Linked DNA regions of Homo sapiens: region 1 is linked to region 2. Evidence: chromatin loops called from intact Hi-C (ENCODE). Cell type or tissue: A673. All regions are shown on one strand. Links, peaks and the distances in the headings refer to the core of each region. The heading gives the core; the rest is flanking DNA. Region 1 overlaps TFAP2B (transcription factor AP-2 beta). Region 2 has its middle 120 kb from the start of TFAP2B.

The links. Peaks named below come from ENCODE experiments on the same cell type or tissue, not always from the same donor. Only the 100,000 strongest peaks of a DNase experiment are listed, where the experiment ranks them.
Region 1: it touches region 2 in a loop (5-fold over the local background); 1 of 110 quality-filtered maps calls a loop at or near these places.

The regions. Positions count from the first base shown.
Region 1 is chr6:50,829,292-50,841,683 of GRCh38, forward strand. TFAP2B (transcription factor AP-2 beta) reads left to right here. Exons shown (of 7, transcript NM_003221.4): 4 at 6,770-6,989; 5 at 8,684-8,802; 6 at 10,865-11,006. Among named protein-coding and RNA genes, the nearest start is that of TFAP2B, 17 kb to the left of the region's middle. In A673, for the core only: no CTCF peak of the experiment used is centred there; a DNase peak (open chromatin) is centred at 3,790.
Region 2 is chr6:50,930,265-50,942,656 of GRCh38, forward strand. No RefSeq gene overlaps it. Among named protein-coding and RNA genes, the nearest start is that of TFAP2B, 120 kb to the left of the region's middle. In A673, for the core only: a CTCF peak has its summit at 6,351; DNase peaks (open chromatin) are centred at 5,397, 5,717 and 6,137; H3K4me3 peaks cover 1,093 bases; H3K27ac peaks cover 1,722 bases.

The DNA of each region.
Region 1 (12,392 bases), core at 1,729-6,728, 100 kb before region 2:
AAGGGCATGTGATATTAACAAATGTTTGCAGTCTCTTGTACAGCTGTAAGCAAAATAATTAACTAATTAAACTAATTAAATGTAATTACAATAACTCATTTTGGGTGTATTGCAGCTGCTTAATTTTTTCTGCTTTTCTCTGACAGTCACTGAGAGAATGCCTGGCGATTAGTGTAGCTGCTAAAAGGCCTGAATGTCACTCAAATGCCACAAATTTAGGAGTTTAAATGTGTAAACAGTGCAATCTTTAATTATCACAGGAACTGGCATTTGACGATACAATTTTAATACTGTAACCCTTTCTCATGGATGTCGAAGAAATTCTGTCTCTATATTTAGTGTCAACAATCCTCAGCTTTCAATCATTTATGATTCACTTGAGCCACTTGACATTCAACAAAAACAATTAAAAGAAAAAATTCTTTGGGAAGTAATTCATCCAGACTCAAATGGGATAGTAGGAGGGTTGTGGAATAAGGATTCCAAACAGGGTGAGGTATTCTAAATTGTCTTCTTTTACAAAGTCAGGAAGAGTAGCTTTGAAAGGTGGGTGGGGGAAGCTGTACTTGCAATGATGCCATTTGGCCTTGGAATGAATATCCTAAAGTATAGTAAGGTTTGGGGCATAACTATTTATTTTAGTGGTTGCTTCAAACATCTCTCTCTCTCTCTCTCTCATCTTCAAATAATATTGTTTTGGCTTTTAATGCCAGCTTTTGGGTTTGCTAGGATACCCAGGCTCGGTGCTTAAATTTGCAACTGTGCTGACTGACAGCTCACTTTTCCTGTTTTCTCTTGGGTCTCCTCTTTCGGTTAATTGCTGGTTGATTAGGGTGGGGTCGGGGAGGAGCTTCTCCATTGGCTTTTTTCAGTTTGTTTTAGTTCCTCCTCCCTTTTCATGGAAAGCTAGAACCACTTAGCTCAGGGTTCTGTATCCTAGCAACATCATTTGGGCTGGCAGGGGAACATGCCCAACAGATGACCAATCAGAAATGTTATTAATAGCCAGTCCAATAAAAATATTTGTAACTTAGCTTGCCTAGCAAAACAGAGCTGAAGATTTTCTTAGATGTGGGATGCTTTGGTTTCAGAGCTTGTATATGTTTGTCAGTGAAATGTGAATATTTATGTGCAAGGTTGTCTCCAGGAATAAGAAAAAGAGAATAATGACTAAAGTTGATGGTTCTGTTTTTGGAAACAGAAGAGTACATTTTATGTCCCCCCAAATGTACAGCTTTTTAAAAAATGTGCAGCTTAAAATATTTAAGTAGCATCCCAGTTACTTTAATTGATTCAGAGGGTGTGGTATGAATATGATGAAATGGTAGGTCAGTTGCATTATTTAATATTTGACATATTTGCTTTATTACATGAAGAAAAGATCCTATGTCTTTTTTCTTTAGAGAGCCATAGGCAAAATAAGAATACGAGGTTGATTTACTTTTCTAACTCAGTATAAGCCACTTAAAGTTGTGGTGAGTTCATTAGCCCCTTCCCCTGCACCCTAGTCTCTTTGCTCACCATCTCCCCAATTATGAGAGATGTTTCCAAGAGATGAATTTTGTAAAAGAGGTGAGAAAGTCTTGTGAACTAAATATTCTAAATTTCAACACCTAGAAGAAGGCTTAGTTTCTTAATATATTTTCTAATGGGCTTTTAGGCAGATAAAAAAAAATTCTACCTCATTAGTAACAGATTGGCAAGTGGTCTAGGTTTGGGGGTCTCTGAGTCTGTGTTTATGAAGCTAGAAGACTTAGGCATAAATGATGCATGTCTCTATCTCTATGTCTCTTTCTCCAGTTATGGTAAGGCCCCTTCTAAAATTTAACCAATCTAATTTTTCACCTGTGTTTATGTCACCCCATAGATTATGGGCTCCCTCTCTTGTTATGTTTGCTATCTGGGCTTAGCTGACATTTCTGAAGTAATTTAGTTAAGAGGAAATGAGTTGTTCCCAGTAGAGAGAGCAAACGAGTGGAGTGAAGGTAGCCAGCGTGATAAATGGCTCTTTCATTTGAAGATCTCCAGAGCTCGTTTACGGCTAATTTTCTGTATTGGCCCCCTTTGAGCTATTAATGCAATCTGCAGGGACCGTGGCCCCTCTCCTCTTAGCTGCCCCATTAGAGCTCCCATTAAGCTGCCTAGTCTCAACTCCATGGCGGGAGTGGGCGGGGGGAGTAATGAAAGGTGCTTTTTAAACTCTCCTAATCTAAACCGGCAGAGGGTGGTTAATACGATTTGAAGGGGGCTGGTCAATGAGCAATCAATAAAGTAATAATGAGAAGGATTCGGTACATTAACAGTCTAAAAATCCAACGAGACATTAAAAAATCATTCTTAACTCTCAGTTCCATTAAGATTAGAAATCTGGGGGGAGGAAGAGGGTGTACCCAGCTAATAAAAATGATCACTGCCACCATCATGTTGCTTAACTCAAAAAAAGGCTCACCTAAACTTTAAGAAAAAGTTTTTGGTGCAATAAGAAGCCAATATGCAATCTGTTTAACACCTTAGACAGCAGAAAATATTCTGGGATTTCTTGGAAAGGCTAGCGTGGCTGGAATCCAAGGTTCAAATGTTGTGACTGTGGGGCATTTTCATTGGTCTTAGGGATATCCTGTTTGGTTAGTTTCAGTTCATCCTCCATTCTCTCCCACTTTCTTTCCCGTTAGTTCTGGCCCCTTCCCCACATAAACACTTTGACTGGTGTGGATTTTCTTTCATGGGAAATAAAGAAATTGCCAAATTTCTATTACAATTGATTCTGTTGGGATTCTTCTGACCTAGAAGGTAAAATGCTCTGAGAGTCTGTCAGAGTCTCTGAACGGTATGAGTTTCCTCTCAAAAGGAAGAAGTTCCCATTTCCAGGTTGGACTTGGATCCCAATAGCTATTTATCAACTAGAGACCCTGAGAAACACTGCAGCCACTCTTTCAAAGTCAGGTAGGTTAGACATTCTTCTTCAACACTCCAAGTGCTGAAACTGAGAGAGACAATAAATGACTTTCTCAAGGTCCTATACACCATGTAAGTGATGAGACTCAACTCAGTTTCCAGCCTTTTAGCCTTCTAGACTCTGTCCCTATAAGATGCCAATACTGGATGTTTGAGTTTTTTAATATCCCTGCTTTATTTGTGGAAATTATTTTTTTCCCCACAATTTCAGTCCCCACACTTATACATGCACTATAGTTGTGGAATAAAATTTTACACTCAGGTACATGAGGAAGTGTTTAGATCTGAGGAAAGGGTGCTTTGCTGGTGAGAAAAAGAGTGCTAACTTTTAGGGGCCACTTTGAGTCAGTGCTAAGCCTCCTGGTTGTTTCCCAATGTCATTTACATCTTTAGGTCAAGAGTGCCTTTCGAAGGTACTTACCTTATGAATCTATAAGATAGGTTCATTTCTTCCCTTCTCCTCACCAGCAGATAGAATCAAATACAAAGTTCTCAAAACTATAATTTCACACTTAAGTTTAAAGAGTAGAGATTAAAAACTAGCCTATTAACACTTTAGCTCTTCTATAGTCAACTAATGAATAGTATTTTCTCTAATCATTTTTCTTTCCTCTCTTTTAAATAAAACTCCAGCCATGTTAATGAAATATTGATCTGTTTTTAGCCTTTTTTTACTTCTCCCCAGCATAATGCAGCAAAAAAGGGAGGGGAATGAGTTTTGTGGGTGTTACATCCAGAACTTGGCCTTGACACCCAACTGGGAACTGAAGAGGAAAAAAATACTTCTAATGTATGCACAGAAAATTGTAAACATGTAAAGAACTGAAAGCTTCATGCTGAGTTTTGCCATGCCCCATTTCCTTACTATTTCCTGCTGTCGCTTTAAACCTATCTCAGTCATCTCTGGGTTCCATGAGCAGGAACAGTGTGCTCATAATTACTAACAAATCAACCAGGCCCTGTTGAGCTCTGGGTTTATTGATAAACTGGAAGAAAGCAGAAGGGAAAAGACAAAGAAAGTAAAATATGGGGTTAATCAGGTGAACTAAGCAGGTGTGAAAGTGGAAGGGAAAGTAGATTATGATGGAGTTATGGATCTAAAGGAAAGTTGGGACAAGAAATGTGTCAGATCTGGTCTAGGGGACCAATACTAAGGAGAGAGGTTTAGAACATGAGGATAGGAGGCTGGGAACACAATTGTGATACTTAAATTAGAAAATGGAAATATAGTCCAAAGCACATCTTCTGACATTGTCCTTGCTTTGACTGGAAGGGGAAAAAACAAAAACAAAAACAAAAACAAAAACCTTCCCAGAGAGGGCAGTGTACTGACAGAAGCTGATTGGATTGGGGGTATGCAGGTGATAATGTATATGCAGAAAGGTACTCAACCCATGGCAGGGAGCAATATACATTCCCCAAAGGAAATAGCTCTTGTCGGGTGAATCAGGCAATTAACAATAGTGAAATTACAGGGTGGTTTATAACATTTCTTTAAAGGCCCGGCTTTTCCAGAGGTTTAGCTTCTGGGACAGGGAGAAGCAGGTAAGATTCCAATACTCAGTGGGTATTTGGTTATCCACTGTGGGAAGCAGGAAGTGAATTTAGTACTTTCAGCTTAGTGGAGTTGGTTGTTATTTAAAAAAATATTCTAAATAGTATTTAGAGATAAATATGTTGCTAAGTATAGAGGTGAGATTTTTATCTAATTTATTTCTATAATTCATATCATGTTAAAATTACAAAGGGCCATCTATATTTTGGAAAATAAGTTTTTCCAAGTTTTCATAATGCCAACTCCCATGATTGTCAATTATTTGTTTTTAATGCCTTCACTATGAGTCTGAATTATGGAAATCAGCACTGTTGTGAAGAGTAAGATAGACTGAAATAGATGCCCCCACCAATCACCTGTCTATTAAGTGACTTTAACTTCACATCTCACTCAAATCTGATTAACATTCACACTTCAACTTTTCATTGATTCATTCTTAAATGGGAAGCAGATTCACTGATGAGAAAATGAGGGAAATCAAAAAGAAGGAACACCTCTCTATATCCCCTGTCCCCGCCCCATGACAGGGCAGAATATTTACTCTGTTGCCAACATCAATTCATCCATCTGGGACAAGGTCTTGGGCTCTGTGGACAGATCCATAGATCCTAAAATGCCTACTGGGTAGTAGCAGAAGGGAATGTTTTAGTCTCCTCATCCACTCTTGTAATAAAGCTCTTTTCCACAAGGTGTTTGTAAAGGATCTAATGAAATTCATAGTAAATAAAAGATTTGGGAGCAACCTGGCTTCTAGGAGTCTCTAAACAACTATGGAGGTTTGTATACTGGAATCTGTGGTAGAGAGAATAAACTGTTAGAGAAATACACAGTATTGGTTAGTCTGTTCCATAGAAGGGATGTTATGCATCTTGTTTGATATATAGGGTTCTAGGCTCCAGACGACAGAAACAGCCTATCTTTTCCCCACACAATTACAAAGTGAGATAGACTTTATCAAATAGGTAGGGTTGGAAACCTCTTTTTTCACACCAGATGCATGTTTCCAAAGATTTTTTGGACTGGTGATCGACAAATACCATGAAGATTTGGAGGCCTCATATCCCAGTGGAAGAAGCAAAGTTACAGGGAAAGTCAGGAGGTATAGCCACCTGTTTAGGGGCCTGTAAAACCTACATAAAGAAAATGGGCTTAAGCAGTGAAGTCCAAGGGAAAATACTGCCAGGGAACTGGGAGATGGACTGTTCCTCATTCCCAGCCTTCTGGTTCCACTGAGCCTAGCCTCTTTCTGACATGCAGATGACACTGAAACACAATTAAGCAGAAATACAGGCTGGAGAGGCTGAATGCACCAGGGTAGCAGTGGCAACCAGCTGTCAACTCTTATTAACTTCTGCATAAAACATACCTTGAGTGCGGTTTGTTATCAATTACTTGCCGAAAAGAAACAACTGGGGCAAGGCAAGACCGCCGCTCATATGAATTAGAGTGATTGGTTGATTGATCAGGGCACCTGTTGTAAATCATAACTGTTCCAAACAATCACTAGCCGGTGCTTTAATTTGTAAACAAAATTCATGTCACTGCAGAATTGCTTTCACTGAAGATGAGCATTTGGGTTCCTTTCTAAATGAATCTGTTGTTATTATGTAGGGAAGAATGGGGCCCACTTTAAAGAGATGAGCAGCTGTTTTGGGCCCAGCTCCCCAGCTCAATGGTATTATTTGTCTGTTCTTGGGCATAGTATCTGATGGGGTCCACCCTCCTTATCCTTTCTAGTGATGACCATAGATCTGGGTCCAATAGGAAAGGAGGAAGGGGTTTCCATTGGAATTACCATTTTATATCACCGCATGGTGATAATCACCGTCAGGCTTCAGCACCAAATGAGATAGGCATTATTATCCTCAGGAGACAGATAAGGAAACTGAGGAGGTTCAGACAGAGTCAGTCAGGTGTCTAAGGTCACAGAGTTAGCACACGATGGAATAAGATTTGCCTGGTTCCCAGCACAGTCCAAACTCTGGGTTGTTTGATTTCTTGATTTGGGTAGTGAGCAGGACTGTAGCAAATGACACTCATATGTCTACACACGAAGTAAGTTTCCAGAGGAGGTATGGCTTTGCCATCTGTTTGTTTACAGCTCTCTGAACGCACTGCAGCCCCACTGGAATAAACACTTCCTCCCTCAGCTTTCCACTTGGTGTCTGTCCTGTGGCCTCACACAGAGACACATTCTATCAGCCGGTCATCAGGATCGAAACTTGGTCACCTTTATGGCAATTTTTTCTCTCTTTCTAGTTCCAGTTCCTCCCAAATCGGTGACTTCTCTAATGATGAATAAAGACGGCTTCCTGGGAGGCATGTCTGTCAACACCGGCGAGGTGTTTTGCTCCGTCCCAGGCCGTTTGTCTCTGCTCAGTTCAACTTCGAAGTACAAAGTAACTGTGGGAGAAGTTCAGAGACGGCTGTCGCCCCCTGAATGCCTCAATGCATCTCTCCTCGGCGGAGTCCTCAGAAGGTAACCCCACCACGAAAAACAAAAACAAAAACAAAAAAACAAACAAAAACCCACCAGTTTTTATTTATTGGACAGTGAGGAGAAGGTTCCAGCAAAACCCAATCTGCAGTCTGACGCAGTTGCCTAGCAACCGGGTGGCCGGAGCATTGCTTTCGCGCAGCGCTTGGGAGGATCCGCGGCCGCCACCTGCTCGCCCACAAACTCTAGTGTCCTTGCATCCAGGCCTGCCCGCGCCGCGCAAGTCCTACCGCAGATTTTGCCGCCCTGGGAACCTTTCACTTTCCTGGCCCTGCGCCTGGCGCCTCTCTTCCTGTCACCCCTAGGACATCTCAGGGGGCATTCTCCAGCCTGAGTACAACGCGGAACTAACAGCCCCCCAGCCCCCCCACAAAAAACCCCATAAGTTTCATGAAGCAACTCTCTTCATACCTTCAGTGTACTCTTTCTCTTTTATTGCATGTTTTAAATGCAGTTGGCACCCAGTGAAATTGGTCTTTCAACCTGCTGATGCACTGTAACCCAGTTTGATAAACTCTTTTTCTAAATTTGTGACATCCCTCTTTCAATAACACCACCACCAATAATAGCAATAATATCACTTTAGAAGTATTTATAGGTATTCCTGGGAGCCATTCAGGTGCTTCACAGTATTCCACAGCCCAGAGACTGACTCCTCCTCGTGGAAATGTGAGAGAATGTGGATTTTATCTTAAGATGTAATGCCTCCCTTGAAGTCCCTGCCAATGCCTGAACACTTTGGCAGTGTCCCTGATATGAAAGTGACTTTGTCTGAGACAAAACTTTCCAAGATGACCCCTTCTGGGGGTTGACAGTCCTTTTCTTTCCTAAAAGTGACTGTATGAATAGTACAGCAAAAGAGATTACAGTAACTGAGGATTTTTACTTGTACTTTTGTCCATACTTTAGCACATACAAGGAGAATCTTGGGAGAAATTAAGGGTGTGACCCAGGAACTTTCTCATTTTGAATCCTCTTCCTCTGCCCTCCTTTGATTCAGTTTTCAAGTGAGTGCTTTGAGCCTCAGAGTGTGGAAGTTTTCAATCACCCCCTGAACATTAAGCCTGTATATATAAATTTGCAGAGATGAAGTAAAATAATCAATATAAAGTGCTTATCACATAACTACACTTCCAAAAGTGTTAGTTTTACTGTTATTATGATCATCACCATTTCGATTTCAGTCTGCCCTCTCCTTTTAACATAACACCATATACAGCAACTCTTGACCCCTTCCTCACAAAGCCCACCTGTTGCAGCAAGTGCGCTCTCCTCTCTAAGCCACCTGGCTCTTATCCTCTTTTCAGCAAGGTTGTGCTTGCCCAGTTTCTGCTCACCTCACTAACTCCATGACAAGGAAGGAACATGCACGTGCATGTGCAGCTTCTACCTTCTCTAGACCCATAACCTACACCTAATTATTCCCATCTGGTATCCTTTTTTTTTCTTTTCTCACAAGATAAAAAAAGAACACTCAGTTAAAAAAAATTCTCTGTATTGCAGAAATTAAGCAAACCTCAGCAAACTATCAGCAAATAACCAAAAGGAAGGGGGAAAAATGTGCTAACCTCAAGTTAAAACCTCTTCAAGCTCCACTGGGCTTTAGATTGCTAAGTCTAAACTTTGTTTCAGGAACACTCTAAGGTTAATCAGAATGTTAATTCTTGCAATTTCAGAGCCAAATCGAAAAATGGGGGGAGATCTTTGCGAGAAAGGCTAGAAAAAATCGGTTTGAATTTACCCGCGGGCAGGCGCAAAGCAGCAAATGTCACGTTACTCACCTCCCTGGTGGAAGGTAAGCAAGACGTGTGGCCATTTCACGAAGTGGCTGAGCTTAACTGTCGGCTGGAGGCTGACATTTTACACATTTCATGATTAACTGGAAATCGTTGTGATTGTTGTGCTCTTATGAGCTGGATGTCAAGCGGCTTCTTGAGAGAGGTTCAAAGGTCCTTTTACTTAGAGGAAGCCAGCAGTTGTAGACAGGGCAAGGGAAGTATTTGAGAGTTCCTGTGCTCTGAAAAGTGCTCAGGTCCAGCCTCCAAGACAAAGCAGGGGTCACTCCTGCTGTCACGTGCAGGACATCCTCTATGTGAACTCTTGCAAGAGTAACTCTTTAAGCAATAATTCATTCTATACCCCTTCACCTTGCCAGATTTGAATTGTCAGTAGTAGAAAACACATTGCATTCATGACCCCTAATGGTTATTTTAAAACTTTTGTCACTCCTAGGGCCAAATCTGCAGATTACCTGGGACATGTTGTTATTGAAATATTGATAGCTTAGTAAGGCCAATGATAGCTAGGGGAAGATTGGGGAGGAGGGGTGAAGAAATATGTAGGGGAGTCAGGTATTATCTTCAATGTAGATTCATCAATTGTGAATTATAGGGTGATAATTGCAATAAGCACCTTATAATTTGCTCATCAGTTTGGGTTTGGGGATGATATTTATGGTATGTAATAAACAAAATCATCTACACAGTCCAGAACAAGAGGATCTGCAGTTGAATTTGTGGGAAATAATATGAAATACAGTCAGATGGTCCTAATGGAGGAAGATGCAGAATTTTCTCTAGCATCTAGCTTGTAGGTCTTGTGTTTTAATTCCATTTGTATGGGTGTAATATTATGATGCTCCTGTAGAGAGTTGGTTTTAGAAGATGGAATATTAAAATATTTAGGCAGCAACCATTAATCATCACAGTTACAGGCCTTATACTTGGCCATTTTTAAGGCAAAGTTGCTTGGCCTGAACACCCTCCAGAGGCAGGAATCACTGAAATTTCCAGACCACACTTACTAGTGGTTGACTCTTAGCCTGGAAGTTTCACATTTTACCCTTCAGGGAATTGCTAATATCATAGTCCTCATTTTGGAAAGCAATCAAGGTAACCTTAGCTCAAGACAGGGATTTCAGGGGAGAAGGGAGGAAACTGGAAACCCCACTAAAATTCCAATATTTGTTTGGCAGTTTTTGGTTTTGTGACTCCTTGTAAGCACCATGCCTGAAGTCTTTTGTTGTTATGATAATAATGATTAAAAGTAAGTCATCCTCCTTAAAAATAATGTAGCTATGGGGTATTTCAACATATCTGTTTTTCATGTATGGGATCTGTCCTTGAACCCCAAAAGGCTGTGTTTAAAGGGTAATAATGCTTTACTTGAAAGGGGCTTTCACATAAGCTGAGTAATACCTTAGATACTCCAGTTTTCTGTAGCTGCTGTGTCATCTTTGTGCAGTGAAAAGTCCTGAAGTAGGAGGATGATGACAGGAACCTCTGAAGGGGAGAAACCTGAAACTTGACTAGCAGGAAAAGTGACAAGGAGAATTATTATTTCATTGCAGATAGAAATACTCTTTCCATATACATTTTACATATAGTGTTTAATATATGTGGACATATATACACATGGGCTTGTTTTTATATATTTGTTGGAATACAGTTGTAGCAAGATGATGGTCACTTTTAAATTTTATTTAAAGCAAGTGTGACAGATGCTTTAAAAAGAAAGAGGAATCTGGCTTAAATGTCCAGCCAAATGTCCAAATTCAATTATAAGGTGGCTCTTGACAAAAAGATTAGGGTGTAGGAGACCCCGTAGCTATTCAGGGGATGTCTAGCTAGGAGTTGGCTCAGGGAGAGGCAGGAAAAAGAGACAGGAGCAAAGTTGGTCCCACCAATTTTAATTATAGCTTGAGAATCATTTTTCCTTTAGGCATCTCTCACCTTTGCTTTTGGCTCCAACAGCTGGCCTTCTCTGGAAATACTAACAAAGCTGACAAGGGAATGTCTCCGCCCTGGGATATTTAGGGCCTGGGTGCTGATTATTACCTTTACTGCTGTCTTTTTCAGGAGAAGCTGTTCACTTAGCTAGGGATTTTGGGTACATTTGCGAAACGGAGTTTCCCGCCAAAGCCGTCTCTGAGTATTTGAACCGGCAGCACACAGACCCGAGTGACCTGCACTCCCGAAAGAATATGCTGTTGGCCACCAAGTGAGTTTATTAGACTCTGGGCCCTCATCTCACTCCCAGCTGGCTAGGCCACCCGACTTTGGAGTAGGTGGTGGGGAGGGGCAGAGAAAGAAGCCAGAGGGTTGTCTAGAAGTAGCATTTGCAGCCTCTGGCAAGCAAGGTAGGCAGAGTTGATGGGCTACAGGTTTGTCTCAGGTGTCCTCTCTGGGGAAAATGGCTTTGTTAATCCGAATCCAGCCTTCTTACAATTCTCTTCTATCACTCTGGGGATGTCAGGCAGATCTTTTCTGAGGGAGTTCTTGTTCCAGCTCTTCCCTGGATCCGAAGGTGCATATTTCTGCTTGGGTTTCACATCTATCTCTCTGTCGTAGCCACATAGCCATGTGTGCTCGCTCAGGGAGTCTATAAAACCCACGTGTACCCATCTCTACCCACAGCTCTAATTACTCCGTTTCCAACGTTGCTGTTTGTCATCTTCCACAGACTTGTAAAATTTACTACAACTCCAGAGGGGAAAATAGTAAATCTCTGGCTAAATTTAGGTCTAGAGCTCATTTGAACTTTTACAGTGGGTTTTCTATTTATTTGATTTACTCCTGTCTTTGGCTTCGGTGTCATATTGTTGGTGTTTTATGGCCGGCTCAGGCCTGCAGTGGGCGGCGCTGCGTGCGCCCGCACGTTTCTCTTGCAGGCGCGGCCCAAACAGCCGCGCTCATTTATTTAGTGTTGGAGGACGCGGTTTGTCCCGTTGACAGCGTAATTTAAAGAAATATATGGAAGGCTGAAAAATCATTTGCTCAAATTTGTCCAGATGTTTTTGAGACGTGATTGGAATTTGATTGCCCCTTTCCGCAGGGTCAAAAAATATTAATGTCCCAGAACTTTAATTGCTTACAGACCCTGGTTTGGGCTTTGAAGATTTAAAATGTTTGACTCTAAGCATTTGTTCTCCCCAGTTCAGAATGTCTTTTTTGGCACTTTGGTAATGAGTACAAACTTAAGGAAAGACTTTACCCATCTCTCCCAATGATCAAAACCTGGCATCCACCCTCTTTCTTGAAGGTTTTCATCTGCTGTATCAACCAGCAGTAAAATAGGTATTTGTCAGTAGATTGCCCTCCTGCCCCTTGCGCTGGTGTCTGGTGAGGCACGGGGTGTGTGTGTGGGGGGGATCAGTTGTGCTTTATAAAAGAGGAAGGGTACTTTAGGGAAAAAAATAAAACCAAACTGTATAAATCAGATAGGACCCACAAATGACTCTCATTTCTCTAAGGTATGCATCTAACTACCCACTGTCCAAGCACTGTGGCTTCTCTTAGGCCAGCACTTCTGAACCTAGGGTATCAGAATCAGCTGGTGAGCTTTTTCAAGATATTTCTGTATGGGGCTATCCTCAAATCTTCTAAA
Region 2 (12,392 bases), core at 3,484-8,483:
AATCAGTGTTACCATAGTCATTAAATGCTTTTTCCAACTTCCAGAAAAGTTGACTTTATTTACCTATTTATTTAAATTAATTTTTATGTAGAAAATATATTACAATATTTTAACTTTAAAACATTCAAATGATACAGAGTTATAAGACTAAAAAGTGAAATTTCTTTATTATCTTTCCTTGTAATAACTACTTGACTCTCCAGGAGCACTAATCACAGTTTGGTATGCATCTTTTTAGAACTCTGTTATTTATTAACCTACATATATCTGTACATTTACACACATAAAGTGACAGATCATACTGTGAGTCATGTCCTACAACTTGCCATTTTTATTATTTTTTACTTATTTTATTTTTTTGAGATGGAGTCTCACTCTGTCACCAGGCTGGAGTGCAGTGGTGCGATCTCGGCTCACTGCCACCTCCGCCTCCCGGGTTCTAGCGATTCTCCTGCCTTAGCCTCTCGAGTAGATAGGACTACAGGCACGCACCACCACGCCCAGCTAATTTTTGCATTTTTAGTAGAGACAGGGTTTCACCATGTTGGCCAGGATGGTCTCGATCTCCTGACCTCGTGATCCGCCTGCCTCAGCCTCCCAAAGTGCTGGGATTACAGGCGTGAGCCACCACACCTGGCTTGTTTTTATTTATTGACAAGTCTTGGGAGTCTTTCCATGCCACTATCCTACTTCTTTCTTTTTACTTGTTACATAGTATTCCATAGAATATATTTATTTTATAAAACATTTCTATAGACACTTCTGTGGAATTTTTAAAAATATATATTTAATAGACCCATAATAATGCTATATGTTTATGGGGTACAGTGTGATATTTTGATATATGTATCCAATGTGTAATAATCAAATAAAGGTAATTGGGATTACTGTTACCTCAAACATTTATCATTTATTTGTGCTGGGAAAATTCAAAACCATCTCCTTTAGCTACCTGAAAACATGCAATAAATTGTTAGGTATCATCACCCTGCAGTGCTACAGAACAGTAGAGCTTGTTCCTTACATCTAGCTGAAATTTTGCCTCCATTAACCAAGCTCTACCTATCTACCCTACCCCTTCCCTTCTCAGCCTCTAGTAACCACTGTTCTATCCTCTACTTCTATGAGATTATCTTTTTTAGCTTTCTATGGAATATTTTTATTTACTATTTATTTATATATCTCCATTTCACAAAGGAAATGTGTATTAAAAATAATATATAGTATATAATAAAAAATAAATTTCATTATTTATTTATTTTTAGAGATGGTTCCTCTGTTGCCCAGCTGGAGTGCAGCGATGAAATCATGGCTCACTGAAGCCTTGACCTTGTGGGCTCAAGTGATCTGCCCACCTTAGCCTCCAAAGTAGTGAGGACTACAGATGCATGGCACCATGTCCAGCTAATTGTTTTAATTTTGGTAGAGATGGGGTCTCACTATGTTATCTTCCCCAAGCTGATCTCAAACTCCTGGCCTCAAACAATCCTCTTGCCTCAGTCTCCCAAAGCATTGGGATTATAGGCATGAGTTATGACACCCAGACAAATTTTTGTTTTTAGATACAGTGATGCTTCCTTATAGGTTCACCTTTTAATCAAGTGCACGTATTTCTCTTTTTTTTTCATTTTTGTTAAAGAGTTTTTCCTCCCTTTTATTTATTTATTTATTTATTATTATTATACTTTAAGTTTTAGGGTACATGTGCACAATGTGCAGGTTAGTTACATATGTATACATGTGCCATGCTGGTGCGCTGCACCCACTAACTCGTCATCTAGCATTAGGTATATCTCCCAGTGCTATCCCTCCCCCCTCCCCCCACCCCACAACAGTCCCCAGAGTGTGATGTTCCCCTTTCTGTGTCCATGTGTTCTCATTGTTCAATTCCCACCTATGAGTGAGAATATGCGGTGTTTGGTTTCTTGTTCTTGCGATAGTTTACTGAGAATGATTATTTCCAATTTCATCCATGTCCCTACAAAGGACATGAACTCATCATTTTTTATGGCTGCATAGTATTCCATGGTGTATATGTGCCACATTTTCTTAATCCAGTCTGTCATTGTTGGACATTTGGGTTGGTTCCAAGTCTTTGCTATTGTGAATAATGCCGCAATAAACATACGTGTGAATGTGTCTTTATAGCAGCATAATTTATAGTCCTTTGGGTATATACCCAGTAATGGGATGGCTGGGTCAAATGGTATTTCTAGTTCTAGATCCCTGAGGAATCGCCACACTGACTTCCACAATGGTTGAACTAGTTTACAGTCCCACCAACAGTGTAAAAGTGTTCCTATTTCTCCACATCCTCTCCAGCACCTGTTGTTTCCTGACTTTTTAATGATTGCCATTCCAACTGGTGTGAGATGGTATCTCATTGTGGTTTTGATTTGCATTTCTCTGATGACCAGTGATGGTGAGCATTTTTTCATGTGTTTTTTGGCTGCATAAATGTCTTCTTTTGAGAAGTGTCTGTTCATGTCCTTTGCCCACTTTTTGATGAGGTTGTTTGTTTTTTTCTTGTAAATTTGTTTGAGTTCATTGTAGATTCTGGATATTAGCCCTTTGTCAGATGAGTGGGTTGAGAAAATTTTCTCCCATTTTGTAGGTTGCCTGTTCACTCTGATGGTAGTTTCTTTTGCTGAAGTGCACATATTTCTTGAAAACAGACAGTTAAAAGGAAGAATTTATTAGTTGAAGGATATACTCATTATCTACTTCCTATTGTAGGCTAGTTTAAAAATAAACGCATTAGGCCAGACGTAGTGCCTCACGCCTGTTATCCCAGCAGTTTGGGAAGCCGAGGCAGGTGGATCACCTGAGGTCAGGAATTCGAGACCAGCCTGGCCAACATGGAGAAACCCCATCTCTACCAAAAATACAAAATTAGCTGGGCGTGGTGGTGGATGCCTGTAATCCCAGCTACTTGGGAGGCTGAGGCAGGAGAATCACTTGAACCTGGGAGGTGGAGGTTGCGGTGAGCTGAGATCGTGCCATTGCACTCCAGCCTGGGCAACCAGAGCGAAAACTCCATCTCAAAAAACAAACAAACAAACAAAAAATGCATTAACATAATAAACATAACATAAATTCCCATGGTACAAATTCAAATACTAAAGCAAGGCATAATGTGAAAGTTAGTGACTTCTTCATTCCCTAAACACTGTGTTTTACTTGCTGCAAAGGTAATTCCAATTAATATTATTTTGAGCATTTCAAGAACAATTTTAAGAATGCACATACACAAAGAATACTCACACAGAGACAGATACGCATATGTGTATTCATGTTTATACAATGTAATTATATATTATATATTTACACAGACTAAGGACAATTACTTTAGAAAACACTTAAAGTGATGTGGTTTAGAAGCTAAAGCTTTGGAGTTTATTTTGCAGGTTGTATACAATGTTTTTCTTACTTTAAATTCTCTTTGGTCTTCCAAGTTAATACATTAAAACAGCAGAACTATTTTAAGTAAGTTTATTAATATTGCAATTTCACACTTGCACATGGGAATTTTACTACAAAATAATACACAATCTTAACATAGGTATTGTATTTGCATCTGATATCCCACCCTCACCATGATCGTGGATGGTTTGATTTTCTCGCTTACATGCTTACCTGCTTGCCCTATATCAGTGTAAATGAAACCATAACTCCTCAATGAAATATATTACATTTCTTCACCAAATGCCTGTCCTTGTGACAGCATTACACCCAGACAACAGGTAATATTTTTCACATTATAAAGTAGCAGCTTTCTTTCTCTGCATTGTTCATTTCCAAAAGTAAATTTGTGCATGCCTGTAATCCCAGCTACTGGGGAGGCTGAGGCAAAAGAATTACTTGAACCCAGGAGGCGGAGGTTGCAGTGAGCCAAGATTGCGCCACTGCACTTTAGCCTTGGAGACAGAGTGAAACTCCTCTCACAAAAAAAAAAAAAAGAATAAAAGGTGAAAATATAGAGAAAATTTCAGTTTAATGTTTATTAATGCAATTCCACAAATATGTGCTAGACACCAAGGAGAATATTAGACACCAAGGATAATATAAGGATGAACAAGATATATATGTGTCTTCAAGGAGCTTCCAATATAGTTACAGAGCTAAGAGAAAATGTTACAGTAGTATAGATTATAATATATTATACAGGAATGGCATGTACAGAGCACTTGGCAAAAGGCTACAGGAGATACAGAGATGAATCTTCATCTTAAGGAGCCTAGTTTATGCCAGTGAGGGGACTTAAGGCATGTATACAAATAACTTTCACGTAAGCAAGAATGAATTAATTGTCACAAGAGACAATATAATCAGTGTTCAAAGAAGGCAAACTCCTATTTGACCAAAAGAGGCAGGAAAAGGTTTCAGAGAGGAGATGGAATTTACAGTGTGCTTTGAAGGATGCATAGAAATTTGACAGGCTACTAAAAGTATTCAAAAGGAACAGGTGCATAAACATTGTAGGAATTATTTTGTTTGATCAAAAAGTACTCGTATGTATGAATAGCTTTGAATAAAAAATAATCAGTGACATCTCCTCTGGTCTTTTACAGAAAAATGCAGACAATTACCCTTTTAGAGGCATAGGCATGACTGAGGCAATGTCTAGATAAAATGAGACTATAATTCAGTGATTCCCTAAGCCTGAACCCAAATAAAGTAAATATCTACTTATTTAAAATAAAATTTATATCCATACCTAAAAAGAGTTGAAAAAAAATCACATAAATGCCCATCTTAGTGGTACTAATAATAACTGCAACCATATTTTACTAAAATTTTCAAAGAAATTCATAAATTGTGGATTGCACATCCTCACTTTTCAGGTGAAGGAATGCTCAGTGGAGTTAAGCAATTGTCTTGAGTTCACACAACCATTAAGTGGAAGAATTAGGATTCCAAACCATGTCCTACCGACTCCAAAGACTCTTTCTTCACTTCTGCTTAACCCCTTCTTCTTACCTGTTTACTGGAAGCATAGCATAGAGTCAATATGGTTGTACTAGAGTTCCTGTTTGCCAAAAACAAATGTCACTCTAGCTAAGATAAATAGAAAAGTAAATTGTTAAAGGTGATTGGCCAACTCACTGAATCTTTAGGAGAGCCAGGAGTCAAACTTGAAGGCTATGCATCCAGATAGGGTACCCAGCCCTACTGCTGCACTGATTTGATAGAGACCCCATGACCACCACCTTTGTACATGGCTCTGCACAGGGTGCTGTTGACACTGATTCAAGGTGCCAGTAAGACCTGGGCCACTGCTGCTCCTGGCTGCTAGATAGCCCTATGCCTCTCTTGCCAGAAGGAAGGAGTTCCATGTGGTGTCTCCTTTCTCCTTTCACTTTCTTCCAAATTGAAGTTGTAAGTGGGTGGGTCTAACTGGCAGAGACTAAGTCACATGTCATAACAAATTACAAGAGGATCTGGGAAAACAAATGCCCAGCTTCTAACTTGAGGAGGAAAGACTCAGAAATTGAAAAATTTCTCATATTGAAAGGATTTTCAAAAGGTCCCAGATAGGTTAAAAAATCAGTGGCCAGGGAAGTCTCATCTTGTATAGGATTCCAGCGTTTGTCTAAATTTTTCTTTATCTGTCTGAAATTCCCATCTGCCCTTTACTTCCTTGTTTTCCAAAGGTGACCTCACCAGAATCTCAATTCTAACATTATGCTGGCAATGACCCAGGCAGTAAAAAATATATCACCAAATTAATTTAGTGGAAACACTAAAACATTCATGGTCTTAAAATTTTAACAGAAGCCTGTGTTTTCTCCATTAAAAAAATTAATCGTGTAGGATGTCTTTAGTCAAAAGACAAATCAACTGGGTTGCAAAAAAGACTAAATAATGGCATTGTAACTGTACAAATCTGACTTTTGGCTGCTTTTTATAGGCCTGAAAAAAATATCAAAAGCAGTAAAAACTTATATTATTTCTGTCAGTAGTCCTTTTCATAAAATGTTGTGAAAACAATCTCTCTAAGAAGGAAGCAACATACTGAGCAACAAGCCTCAGTCAGGAAGTTCATTTTTTCTTTGGCTTACAGCCCAATGCCATCAGAACTAATTAAAAACAGAGCCACGCTGGTATGGGGCTCAGTGTTTGGGTTTTACAATAACAGAGTCACAAAGCAGGGGGATGTCTAATGAGAATAGTTTCTGAGTTTGTTTTGTAGCATTGGGCAACTATGTCAATTACTGGAACTGCAGCTCAGGGCCAGCACCCATGCTGGGATGTGAGAGAGTCTTACTGCCTTACAGATTGAGCTTCCTCTTTGATACATGTGATATGCATGTCACTTGTATACTGGTGCCACTCCTTGGCTGCAGATTATATCAGAAAAGGCTGATGCCACCTAGCTTCTCTCATCTGAGGCCAGATCAAATGTTACCAGGACCAGATTTCATCTGCATTATTAGCTATGCTCCAGTTAAAAAATAAAGCATGTCTTTCAGTTGAAAATTATTAGAAATGAAGGCTCTGACTTATACAGCCATATGTATGAGCTGCTGGAGAATTAATGTGGGATGGGAGGGGAGCACAGAAGGACATACATTCCAAGGTAAAAAATAGAAGAGCCAAATAGCACGGCTAAAATGTCTTCTTGCTTTCCTGCATGTATAATAGGGATAAAATCAAGATTTTTCACCCTTGCTTAAAGAATCAAAATTCACTCCACCCATACCCTAAAAGAACGTTTATTTGTTATTTGTGTATATGGGGATTATGGTGTATGATGTCCTGGTCATTTAAGAAATTGACTTGGAAAAAGAAGGTAGGAGAGTCATGGAAATAGCTGGTAAAACACAAATAAGTAGTTATCAATAGAGTGCTTGCAACTCCATATGATCTTTTCAAATTTACCAATTTAACCGTGTGTTCAAGGAGATTTTTCTTCTCCTTCATGCAAACCATAATGGCAGAACAATTCAGTGCCAAATGTAAGCACCATCGATGTATTAAAAAGAACTGCAGGGCTGGGCATGGTGGCTCCCTCCTATAATCCAAGAGATTTGGGAGGCTAAGACTGCAGGACTGCTTGAGGCCAGGAGTTCCAGACATCTTGGACAACGTTGCAGCACTGTACCCCAGCCTGGGCAACAGAGTGAGACTCTGTGTCTAAAAGTGAAAATAAAATAGAGTAAAATAAGAGCTTAACAAATTTTGTATCCACTTCTTGTGGTGTGATTTAGTGCATTTAAGACAGATGTGTTTATTTGTACTTCTGTTTCATTTACATTTCTTTTCATATTATAAGAACATATGTAAAGAAAAGTCAATAAATATGTAGTTTTAGTAGAGGAATTAAAGTAAATATTCAGACATTAACTAATTAACTTATGTAATCAAGTAATTGGTCATCTCAATTATTAATGTCTTATGAAACATGCAAGATCTTCCTTTATGCTTTTTAAAGTTGTGAGCAGACAAGTTTATGATAGATGAACATGCTATGAGAGCAAGATTCTAAGAAGGCTGACATACACATTCTAGTCCAGCAATATTTATACAAATTAATTTAAAACATTTAATAATTTATATATTAATTCTCAATCTCAGTGGTGATTAGGCATAAAGAATAAGAATTTTTAAGTATGTGCAATTAATATTATTTCACAAAGTAGAATATAATTTTATACTTTTTATTTTCTTACTTCATTCACTCTCTGGACTTTCAATCTGTGTTAGTATTGGATATTCCCCCTATATCACATATAGTGCATTTCACAGAAACATATATTTGCCTTGAGAGTTCTACATGACAAAACCTAATTGGCTGGGATTCCTTAATGTCTCTCTCTCCAGCACCTCCTCCCAAACCTCAAAAAGCATTTCATCCTATGCCCCGGGAAGTCTTTGATAGTACATTGAGCTAGATATCCCATACCTGTGCTCCCAAGTATACTGGTTTCCAGAGGCCTCAAATAGCAAAGCTCTAAGTCAGTCATGGTGGCGCGTGCCTATAGTCCCACCTACTTGGGAGACTGAGGCTGGAGGATCACTTGAGTCCAGGAGTTTGAGACCAGCCTGGGCAACATAACAAGACCCTGTCTCTTACAAAAACAAAAAAACAAAAACAAAAACAAAACTCTGGAAAGAAGGCTCCAAGCAGTTTGTTTGGAGAATGGCAACAACATTAGCACCCCAGAAATGTCATGTTGGCACACTTGGTGATGCCATGGCCTAGAGTGATTAAGAAGTGGGACTTGGAACTCCAGGGCCTATTAATTGTGGACCAGAGAAATGGCAGGTAAGGAAGGAGGCAAGGAGGAAAAGAGATGGGGACCGAAAGAAAGTTTGACAAGCAGAGACCTCTTCAAGTTGAATTCAGGTCCTGTGACTGGACCTGAATATGACGGGACAGTCTCTAAAACTCTACTCTGTTCAAATAGAAAGGGACAACATCAAATCCATTGTCACAGCAGGATTTACAAGGGGGTGGAGTTTGCAGTCTAAATCCTACAGAAGTGGAACATTGAAAGTCACTGGTGGTAATTTAGAACATCAACAGCATGAATGAAGAAGACTTGATTTTTTCCTTTTCTTTCACTATGAAAAATGATGAAAGAACATGATGTGTTTGGGAAGGTGTGAAGAGTTTGAGTGATTTTAGAGTTTTTGCTTTAGTTCTTGTTTATACTCAACTTCATGTATAAACTTATGTAAGTGATTTTGTAGAGCAGCCCCAGTCCCTTGTATAATCATCTTAATGCAAACATTGATTTTATGATCTATGGCTTATAGTGTTGTAACCAATGAATGGTGAAGGAAGAGAAATTATATTTAATTTGGTATCTGTTACATGCCGGATCCTTTATGACATATCTTATTTATTTCTCAATACCACCCCCCAAAATGGGAAGTGATAATTATTTTTCACAACTAGAGAAACTGAGTCTAAGATGGAAATAAAATTAAGACCAGATAATTTGATTTAAAGAAAACCATTTTCTTTTCTTCAGGGGCAATTTTTTTTTTACATTCCACCACATATTATTTATATGTTTATTATATTTCTTATGGAATTTGAAAATCATTGCAATCCAGTGGCAGTCCAAAATGATGTATTAATATCTTTGAGGTATCTACTACTTAAGTAGGAATTTTATCTCCCTAACAAAAATAAAAATAACATCTTTGGCTAATGCACACAGGATGTTGACTACACTAATGTGTATTTGTGAAATGCTTTCCCATATACATGGCAGGTTCACCAACATAACTCATCCGATCTTGACAACAACTCTGTAACCTGGATGTTGGTTAAAATTGATTGCGGTAAAAATCTAAAAACAAACTGGTTGATATTAAGTAATTCATTGAGGATCCAAGTAGACAAACTGGAATTAGAATTCAAAGCTTCACATGCCTAGTCTTGTCCTTGTAGGATGAGATTCATGTTAGAAAGTGTACTGAAGACATGTGCAAAGACTTCTTCTGAAATTAATTTGGAATATCACAAGATTGGGTTTGATCTCTCAGCACTCTGCATTGTTCAAGGATTTGGGGGATTAGAGAGAATGTGCTTCAAGTGGCACTTCATGGTAAGCTAAGACGTTATGAAAAGTATTTCTGTGGTTTCTTTTTATCCAACTGATGTAAGAGAATTCCTGATGGGAAAAATAACTGATTTTTTAACATTCTGGGCCACTAAAACTTTCCCACAAATTTTGACATATAATTATATTGGTGTCTAGAAGTTGAACAAATACATGGAATTTTTTTCATGCCACCCAAATTCATCTCCCACCAATTCAGTGGCATCAAATATTCCTTATTTCCTGTTTACCCACTATACTTGGCAATGACTTGTAGCACTGGCCTGTTGTTCTGTGAATGTGTCATCATTTCAGAGGTGCCAGCGGGCTTTTGGCAGAAGCAGGATTAGTGTGCATTACTGATAATAACTACCAATTGGGCAGCAGTGTTGCCCCTGGTGCAAATTATAAATGACCTGTGTTTTTAGTCTTATCATATTCCTCTTGATAGTATTAATGCCTTCATTAGAAAACATTTATGAAGCTCTTATTGGACATGAGTCATTATGGGGATGCTACAAGAAGAGAAAACAAAGTGCTGTTCTCGAGGAGCTTTGATGTGGTAGGGGACTTAGGCAGATGTAAACAGGTGCATCTATAAGGCTACCTCAACAATGTCCTGTGGGGTCCATGAGGACATTTCTAGCAATTTTACTGTTCTCTAAACCAATCATTCACTTTGCCTTTATAATATTTGAAGGAAGGAAATATTAATAGGTGCATTTGGCTCCCTTTCCTCCCCAAAATAAAAGCCATTTCTTTTTTTCCATAGACTATTTTGGAATTTTTTTGGTGATGTGTGCATAAATTCTTTCCATGAACAATTCTTGATAGTGGTACATAAACACGTAGAGGTGAATAATTGGATGGACTGGAAAGATAATGTAAGATGCTGCTGCTTCATTGTAATGTGTAGTCATTAGTGCAATGGTCACTTTTTCCAAACAGAAGGGGAGAATATTGAAGTATCAAAGTCTTTCTTTTGTTTAATGTGAGTTTTGGTTTGTTGAGCCATCTCTTACAGTATGACCTTCTCAAATTCCCTCACTGAAAATAGATCCAGAAGAGACTAACATTATGCAGGTTTAATTGACTGTGATCCTGTAAAAAATTAGAACCACAGTTTTTTGTGTCCTCTACATGTGGGTGTTGAAGAAGAAACCTAAATGAGACCTCTTGACCTGGCTACAGCCATTGTGTTTGAGTTTGTCTTAGTAACATCAAACCTTATGTTAATTATCACCACCGAATTCTCCTTCATTAAAATTTAAGATAAAAACTGCTTTAAAGTGTTGAGTGTTTTGAAAAGAAAGCCAACAGTGTTAGAATAGAATAGTCATGTTAGTGGTAGCCAACTTTTCTATATAGTGAGCAGCTATTGAATTAATACAAATGGGCAGAATAAAGGAAAGAAAATATTAATTGACTGGATTTTGGGGGTTTTAAGTGGAATTCCATAGTTTCCCTGGGTATTTTGGCCAAATAAGAATGTCACCTGTGGTGGGAATGTAATGGTGCAGTTGCTTTAGAAAACAATCTGGCAGTTCTCCAAATGGCTAAACCTAGAGCTACCCAGCAACTCTACTCCTAGGTATATACCCAAGAGAGATGAAAACATATGTTCATGCAAAAACTTGTACATAATATTCTTAGCAGTATTATTCATAACAGACAAAAAGTAAAAACAACAAAAATGTCCACTGATTGATGAATGGATAAACAAAATGTGGTATATCCATATAATAGAATATTATTTGGCAATATAAAGAAACGTAATACTATAACATGGATGAACCTTGAAAACATTATGCTAAGTGAAAGAAGCCAGTCACAATGTACCCCAGATTATATGACTCCATTTATATAAAATGTCTAGAATAGGAAAATTTATACTTAGAGGCAGAAAGTAGAATAGTGATTGCTTAGGGCCGGTGGAGGAAGGAGGGGTTTGGGGAGATTGCAGGGTGATGGCTAAGGGGTATAGGGTTTTTTGGGGGGAATGAAAAGGTTATAAAATTGATTGTGGTGATGGTGCACAACTGTGTAATTATACTCAAAGCCATTGAATTGTACACTTTAAATGAATGAAATATATGGTATGTGAACTATATCTCAACAAAGCTGTTTTTTAATAAGAAGAATGTTGCCTGCATTCAATGTCCCAGTATATAAAACCAAACCACTTTATATTATCAGTGTTAAAACCCTTACTTGTATTATGTTAGTTGACCTTTGGTCTCTTTTAATAAAGATTTAGTATGACTTATATTCCATTTTATAAGGTGGGTATATGAGAGCTAGGGGAGCTATCTTATTATCACATATAATATACCAGCAATGCTTTTGGTCACTGTGTAAAAAAGCCCCTTTTTAACCATGAAAAATCCAACTGAAGCCAATTGCAAGAGAACCACATTCATTTCAGAAGGATTTGTAAAAGCAAAAGTAATTGGCAATAATATATATAGGACTTGTAAATATTATATATACTTGATGAATTAGGTCTGAAATTTCTGGACTCTTGTCATATGGCACTTCATTTATACTCCATTCTTTCAGACCTTTCAAATTCATAAAGAGACATTAAAAAATTGTTTTTAAGCTGTTAGGACTGCATATAGAACATGGGATGTGGTTGGCCATATAATCTGCATCTATCACACAGCAAACTACAGAACTGGGATGTTGGTTTTTGCTCACATCATGTTAAAGTACTGCTTCACAAGTTTTAACAGATATATATTTTCTCTCCCCTATTCATCTTATTAATTGTGTAATAAGGTGTCAGTAATAGAAAAAGGCCTTGCTTCTTTCCTTCCTATATTTAAAGAACAA